Linked DNA regions of Homo sapiens: region 1 is linked to region 2. The links are chromatin contacts, found by Hi-C or POLR2A ChIA-PET in ENCODE. All regions are on one chromosome and are shown on one strand. Each heading gives the region's core, a stretch centred on a gene start or an enhancer-like site at or near the end of the contact. The rest is flanking DNA. Distances are from core to core; before and after follow the strand shown.

What was found. A loop is a pair of places that touch in the nucleus more often than their neighbours do. ChIA-PET counts read pairs that join two places held with the same protein, here RNA polymerase II (POLR2A). Pooled maps may share reads with other maps.
Region 1: a loop to region 2 is called in a map of naive thymus-derived CD4-positive, alpha-beta T cell, with 12 times the contacts of the local background. The contact joins the promoter of MTO1 here to the promoter of FAM135A in region 2. A Hi-C loop is called at or near these places in 1 of 168 maps with a recorded cell type or tissue (naive thymus-derived CD4-positive, alpha-beta T cell) and 9 of 50 pooled maps. POLR2A ChIA-PET finds 5 or more read pairs at or near these places in 2 of 52 experiments (B cell and activated B cell).

The regions. Positions count from the first base shown.
Region 1 is chr6:73,460,172-73,463,262 of GRCh38, reverse strand. It overlaps MTO1 (mitochondrial tRNA translation optimization 1), which reads right to left and starts at 1,526. Exons shown (of 12, transcript NM_012123.4): 1 at 1,192-1,526. The coding sequence starts at 1,408. RefSeq lists enhancers at 986-1,035, 1,056-1,115, 1,186-1,515, 688-1,533 and a silencer at 1,966-2,025.
Region 2 is chr6:70,411,838-70,414,973 of GRCh38, reverse strand. FAM135A (family with sequence similarity 135 member A) reads right to left here and starts at 1,466. Exons shown (of 22, transcript NM_001162529.3): 1 at 1,272-1,466. FAM135A-AS1 (FAM135A antisense RNA 1) reads left to right here and starts at 1,016. Exons shown (of 2, transcript NR_147708.1): 1 at 1,016-1,137; 2 at 1,912-2,146. RefSeq lists silencers at 950-1,099, 1,440-1,659.

The DNA of each region.
Region 1 (3,091 bases), core at 277-2,776, 3.0 Mb before region 2:
TCAGGAGATCGAGACCATCCTGGCTAACATGGTGAAACCCCGACTCTACTAAAAATACAAAGAAAAAAAAAATTAGCCGGGCGTGGTGGTGGGTGCCTGTAATCCCAGCTACTCGGGAGGCTGAGGCAGGAGAATGGCATTAACCCGGAAGGCGGAGCTTGCAGTGAGCCGAGATGGCGCCACTGCACTTGAGCCTGTGTGACAGTGCAAGACTCTGTCTCAAAAGAAAAAAAAAAAAAAAAGGTAGCATGGTTCTTCCAAAAGGCATCACAAAATCTTGACAGAAACACAAAGATCAGGCTGGGCAGAGTACTGAGCACCTGCAATCCCAGCTACTGGTTAGGCAGAGGCAGGAAAAGTTCTTGAGTCCAGAAAGCGGAGCCTGTAATGTGCAACGATCGTGCCTATGAGTAGTCACTGCACTCCAGCCTGGGCAACATGGCGAGACCCTGTCTCTAAAAAAATGTTTTTAAATAAAAACACAAGAACCGTTTAATAAAGGATTTTTTTATTTTATTAATATTATCATTATTTTGAGACGGAGTTTTGCTCTTTTGCCCAGGCTGGAGTGAAGTGGCGCAATCTCGGCTCACTGCAACCTCTGCCCCCGGGTTCAAGCGATTCTCCTGCCTCAGACTCCCGAGTAGCTGGGATTATAGGCGCCCGCCACCATGCCCGGCTAATTTTTGTATTTTTAGTAGAGACGGGGTTTCGCCGTGTTGGCCAAGCTGGTCTCAAACTCCTGACCTCAGGTGATCCACCTGCCTTGGCATCCCAAAGTGCTGGGATTAAAGAAGTGAGCCACTGCACCTGGCCATAAACCATTGTTAATAATGTTAATTCACCCTTTATCTGGAGTAACATAGTAGAAGGTAAACGCAGCAATGAACTAAGAAGCTACCAGCGAGTAGTTGGTAGCTCCCTTTCCCAAGGCACTGACCCCGAACCCCAACCTCCTACAACGGACGACTGTCAGCAGCAGCATAATCTATGGTTCGCAGAATAGACTAATATAGAGTTCTGGCCTGGCCCGCCTGATCCTTGCGAGACACTGATCGAGGCTAAAACCACAGAAGGTAGGATTCTCACTAGCTTTGAGGAAAGGAAGAGGTCCCCCGCTTCAGACCGGGGGAGGCGGGAAGGAAGCAGCCTGCGTCCTACGCCAAGTTCCACAGCACCCGCGCTCCTCACCGATCGTGTCCACGCGGTGAGTGAGGAGCAGAGTCCGAGAGCCGCACCGAGCGGCGGCGGTGGCTGCCTCAGTCCCGGCATGTCCTCCACCAATGACTATCACGTCGAAGTGCGGAGTCCGGGGCGCCGCGCTGTCACTGCTCAACCGTGCCAACGGAAATTGCTGCTTGGTGAAGGAAACCGCGACCCAACGGCCACAGCCTCGGAAGTAGAACATGCTGGGAGAAAAATCTATCTGACTTTGAAGCTGACACGAGTGACGGTCAAAAAAACTTACGCAACAAGAGACAATCTGCAGGGCGCGGCCATCTTGCTTTAATATCACGGGGTAGGACGTCTACGTCCAGCGTCGCCGCTGATTGGCGGTTTGGAGCTACTTTCCTGGTGAGGGAGATGGGTGATCGCACGGAGGGCCGGTTGTGTATTTTCTTTCCTAGTTCGTGCGGGCTTTTTTTATTATTATTATTTTTTATTTTTATTTATTTATTTATTTATTTATTTATTTATTTATTTATTTATTTATTTATTTATTTATTTTGAGACAGAGTCTCGCTCTGTTGCCCAGGCTGGAATGCAGTGGCGCGATTTCGGCTCACTGCAAGCTCCCCCTCCCGGGTTCGCGCCATTCTCCTGCCTTAGCCTCCGAGTAGCTGGGGCTACAGGCGCCCGCCACTACGCCCGGCTAATTTTTTGTATTTTTAGTAGAGACTGGGTTTCACCGTATTAGCCAGGATGTTCTCGATTTCCTGACCTCGTGATCCGCCCGTGCGGGCTTTTTTTGATTTCCTGTGGTTCTGGGTTGGGAGCTCCTACTAAAGGTCATCTTTTGTACTTTCTTAGGCCCTGCAGTCCTTATCGCCAGGTGGCCACCTACGATCAATGAATTTGATCACTTTGCCTTATCAGATCTTTGTGATCTGACAATCTGATACACCGTCACCTTCTGTTTGTCTATAAAAACTAAGGGCTGAAAATAAGAATAGATTCGGGCCGGGCGCGGTGGCTCACGCCTGTATTCCCAGCACTCTGGGAGGCCGAAGCAGGTGGATCACAAGGTCAGGAGATGGAGACCATCCTGGTCAACATGGTGAAACCCCATCGCTACTAAAAAAAAAAAAAAAAAAAAAAAAAAAAAAAATTAGCCGGGAGTGGTGGCATGCACCTGTAATCCCAGCTACTCAGGAGACTGAGGCAGGAGAATCGCTTGAACCTGGGAGGCCGAGGTTGCAGTGAACCAAGATTGTGCCACTGCACTCCAGCCTGGGCGACAGAGCAAGACTCCGTCTCAAAAAAAAAAAAAGAAAAAGAAAAGAAAAAGAATAGATTCGAAAGGAGTTCAAATATATTTGTGGACTGAAAGATTCATGATGGTGCCTGGGCATGGTGGATCACGCCTGTAATCCTAGCACTTTGGAAGGCCGAAGGGGGCAGATTGCCTGAGCTCAGGAGTTCGAGACCAATCTGGGCAACATGGTGAAACCCCGTCTGTACTAAAATACAAAAAAAAAAATTAGCCAGGTGTGGTGGCATGCACCTGTAGTCCCAGCTACTTGGGCGGCTGAGGCAGGAGAATTGCTTGAACCCGTAGGCAGAGGTTGCAGTGAGCCGAGATCGTGCCACTGCACTCCAGCCTGGCGACAAGAGTGAGACTCTGTCTCAAAAAAAAAAAAAAGAGAGAGAGAGATTCATGATGGCTAATTGGTTAATTAGAAGAATCGGTTGGTTGGAGGTTAAATGTCCAGCCTTTTGGAATTCACAGCCTTTCTCAATTCACAGCCTTTCTCAGAAAGGCAACGTTTGACTGGAGAATAAAACAAGTGTGGTATTGCAGGATCTGGCCAGCAGCCCACAATGCAATGGGGCTCTTTCTTTGTTCCCAGGCGGATTGGCAGGTCGAGAA
Region 2 (3,136 bases), core at 217-2,716:
TACATTTTAAAAAAGAAATTCTGTTAAATTTCATTTAAGATTAGTTCTTGGACAGCTACACCTAATGGAGGACAAGAAAATTTCCAAATTTTAAGTGTATGTTTGTAGGTCAACCTTTAACAAGTCTTAACCCATTATAGTTTCATTTAGTCTGTACTCAAGTTGCTTTCCCAGGCATGCCAGGTAAACATAATTCTTAAAAATTAAAGCTTTAATCAGTAAGTGTAACCGATTTGTTGCTACTGTCACTCTTTTGATGATACTTCCACCAACCGGTAAAGAAAGAAGAAATGTTATTAAACTGGAAGATGAACTAGAAACATTGAGTGGATACCTAGCTTAGGCAGAAAGCAGCAAGGACTAGAAGGGTATGTCACAAAGAAGTCTTCAGAGATTTAATAAAAAGTAAAACAAATGGAATGAAGTTAAGAGGCTTGACTTATACAAATGGGGGGGGGAGGGTGGAAGAGTTTTGGAGGGGAAAAAATTAAGATTAGAGACTCACTGGGTGCAGAATGGAAAAGGACGTGAGGATAGGGGCCATTAGACAGAAAGCGATGAAGCAGGGTACCAGAGGAAAGAGAAGGCAGTGAGGGTTTCCGAAGCTAAGATGGGGCATGGAATGAACTCCAATGCAAAGCGATGCTAAAGCAAAACACAATCGGCAACTAACAAAAAGGGAACCAGGAGGAAGTACCGAAAGGAGGTGGATGAGAGGAAAATAAAACCAAGGAAGAAATTATGGAGGTAACAAGAGTGAGAAACCTGGTCGGCCAGGGTAAGGAGCTCCGGACAGGGAAGAGCCAGGCAAGGGATGGAAGCACAGAGATACGCTGCTTCCCAAGGAGGGACCACCCGGGCAAAAAGACACGTGGGAGGCGCGGGATGAAAAAGCAGAACCACGAAAGCGGGTAAAGGAGGGACAGAGCGACGAAGATGGAGCAGGGGTGAAGGGCAAACACGCTAGGCGCGAGGTTCAGGAAGAACGGGTCGAGGGACGCGCGCAGGGGCAGGGGCGGCCGCGGGCACCGGGAGAGCAGCGCGCCGCGGCCCCTCGCCTCCCTCAGAGCGCTCCGCACCGCCGTCCCCACCGACCTTCAACGGGGCCGGGGCCAGGCTCCGACCGCCAGCAGTCGGGTGAGGGGCCGCGGCGGGCGAACGGCGGACGAAGAGGAGGCCGCTTCCTTCCTGGCCCCTGGGCAAGAGGGACGGAGGGAGGGGTCGTGGGTGTCGGGAGCCGGGGGAGCCAGAGGGGACAGTAAGGGGGTTACCTCTCGCCCGGCTCGGCCTCTTCCCCCGCCTGTCGAACGGAGGAGCTCGTTGTCCAGCTGCAAGAAGACGGCCCGACCCGGGTCAGCACCATCCCGCCCCGGGCCCCCTCACATCGCCATCACAGCAACCGCAAACACCGCAACCGCGGAGCCGGTTCGTCACCGCGGCTCGGCTACTGGCCCAGCGCGGCCAGCGAGCATGCGCAGTCGCCCCAGTCCCGAGGGAGCCCGGGCCAGCCGGCTATACCTGCGATCAACAGGTCCCCGGCCGCACGGCCCCGCCCCCGGCCTCTCTCACCTCCTCCTCCCGCCTCTTCCCTCCCCTCTCTGAGGCTAGGCCCCGCCCCTTCAAGCTCCGTGCCCCGCCCTTCAGGAGCTTCAACTGCCCCTCCAGCTCCAGCGCCAACTGAGATTTCGAGAGATTTGTCCTCCCTACCAGGCTCCCGTTCCCAAGTTCCCGCGAGAACGGGAGGTTTGCGTCAATAAAAGGCGCGCGTCAAGAAAAGGGGCTCGCTTGTGGGTTTAAGGGATGGAACTTGGAGGTGGTTGAAGAGTAGTGAACAAGAAGAGGGCAAAAACACGGAGTTCGAGAACTTTAGCCGTTTTTCTCACAATGTTGTTTCTCCTTTTCTCTCTTTAGCTCCTCCGTGCAGTCCCGGGTAGAGAGCCCGGTCCCTGCGCTAGTCGATTTGTGCAGTAGGAAAGGAGGCTGCAGGGGATCTGCGCCGGGGCAGGACAGATGCCTTTCGGGACCCAGTGTTTGCATCTTGGGAGATGTGGGTGCTGATCTGGTTGTTTCTTGGTTTATGACGCCAAAAAGGGCGGGAGGGGGCTGATGAAGTGAAGCCTTTCGCTAATACATTCCGTTAACAGAAGCCCACGAAGGATCATTGATTTATTTCACTCTTCCCTGTTTCTGAACCTTATCTGGCAAAAACTTTTGTGGTGCATAAAGTTCAGTATGTTGCTAAAGCTGAGTTAATGAAAGGAAAATTTCAGCTGCGACTCTTGTTTTAAAAATGAATCTAGGATGGATAGTGGTGTTGGTTGCACAACAATGAATGGACATAATGCTACTGAACTGTGCACTTAAAAATGGTTAAAATGGTAAATTTTCTGTTATGTATATTTTACCACAATAAGAATGAATTAGAAGGGAAAAGCTTTGTGCATTCATTTGAAAGTAATGGTGAGGTCTTGTAACGTAGGCCATTTAGGGGACAGGTTTTGAATATATCTTTGTACCAGTTTTTTTTTTTTTCGAGTGTGTGTGTGAGACAGAGCATTGCTCCGTCGCCCAGGCGGGAGTGCAGTAATGTGATCTCGGCTCACTGCAACCTCTGCCTCCGGAGTTCAAGCAATTCTCCTGTCTCAGCCTCCCTAGTAGCTGGGACTACAGGCGCACACCACCACGCCTGACTACTTTTTGTATTGTTAGTAGAGACGTGGTCTCACCATATTGGTCAGGCTGGTTTCGAACTCCTGACCTTAGGTGATCCACCCGCCTTGGCCTTCCAAAGTGCTGGGATTACAGGCCTAAGACACCGTGCCTGGCTTGTACCAGTTTTTACATGATTGGGTGTCCTCTTATCCTGTGAACCAATTTATTTGCATTTGTATGAATGGCCTGCTTTCCTGATTTCTAATTTGTCCCTTCTTTTATAGCCCTATACCATTTTACTATCCTTGCTAAACAGGCTTTTATTGCTTGTTTTGTGACTTGAACTTTAGCCTCAAAATTGGAAAGGCTTTTTCTGTTTTTTTTTTAGTTCCAGCCATGTCTTAGGAAAATATAGTAAACAACCAATTATTTGCATTTCCACGTCCGTGCATCCCTAAAACACACAGTGTGCCAAGATTCTTTC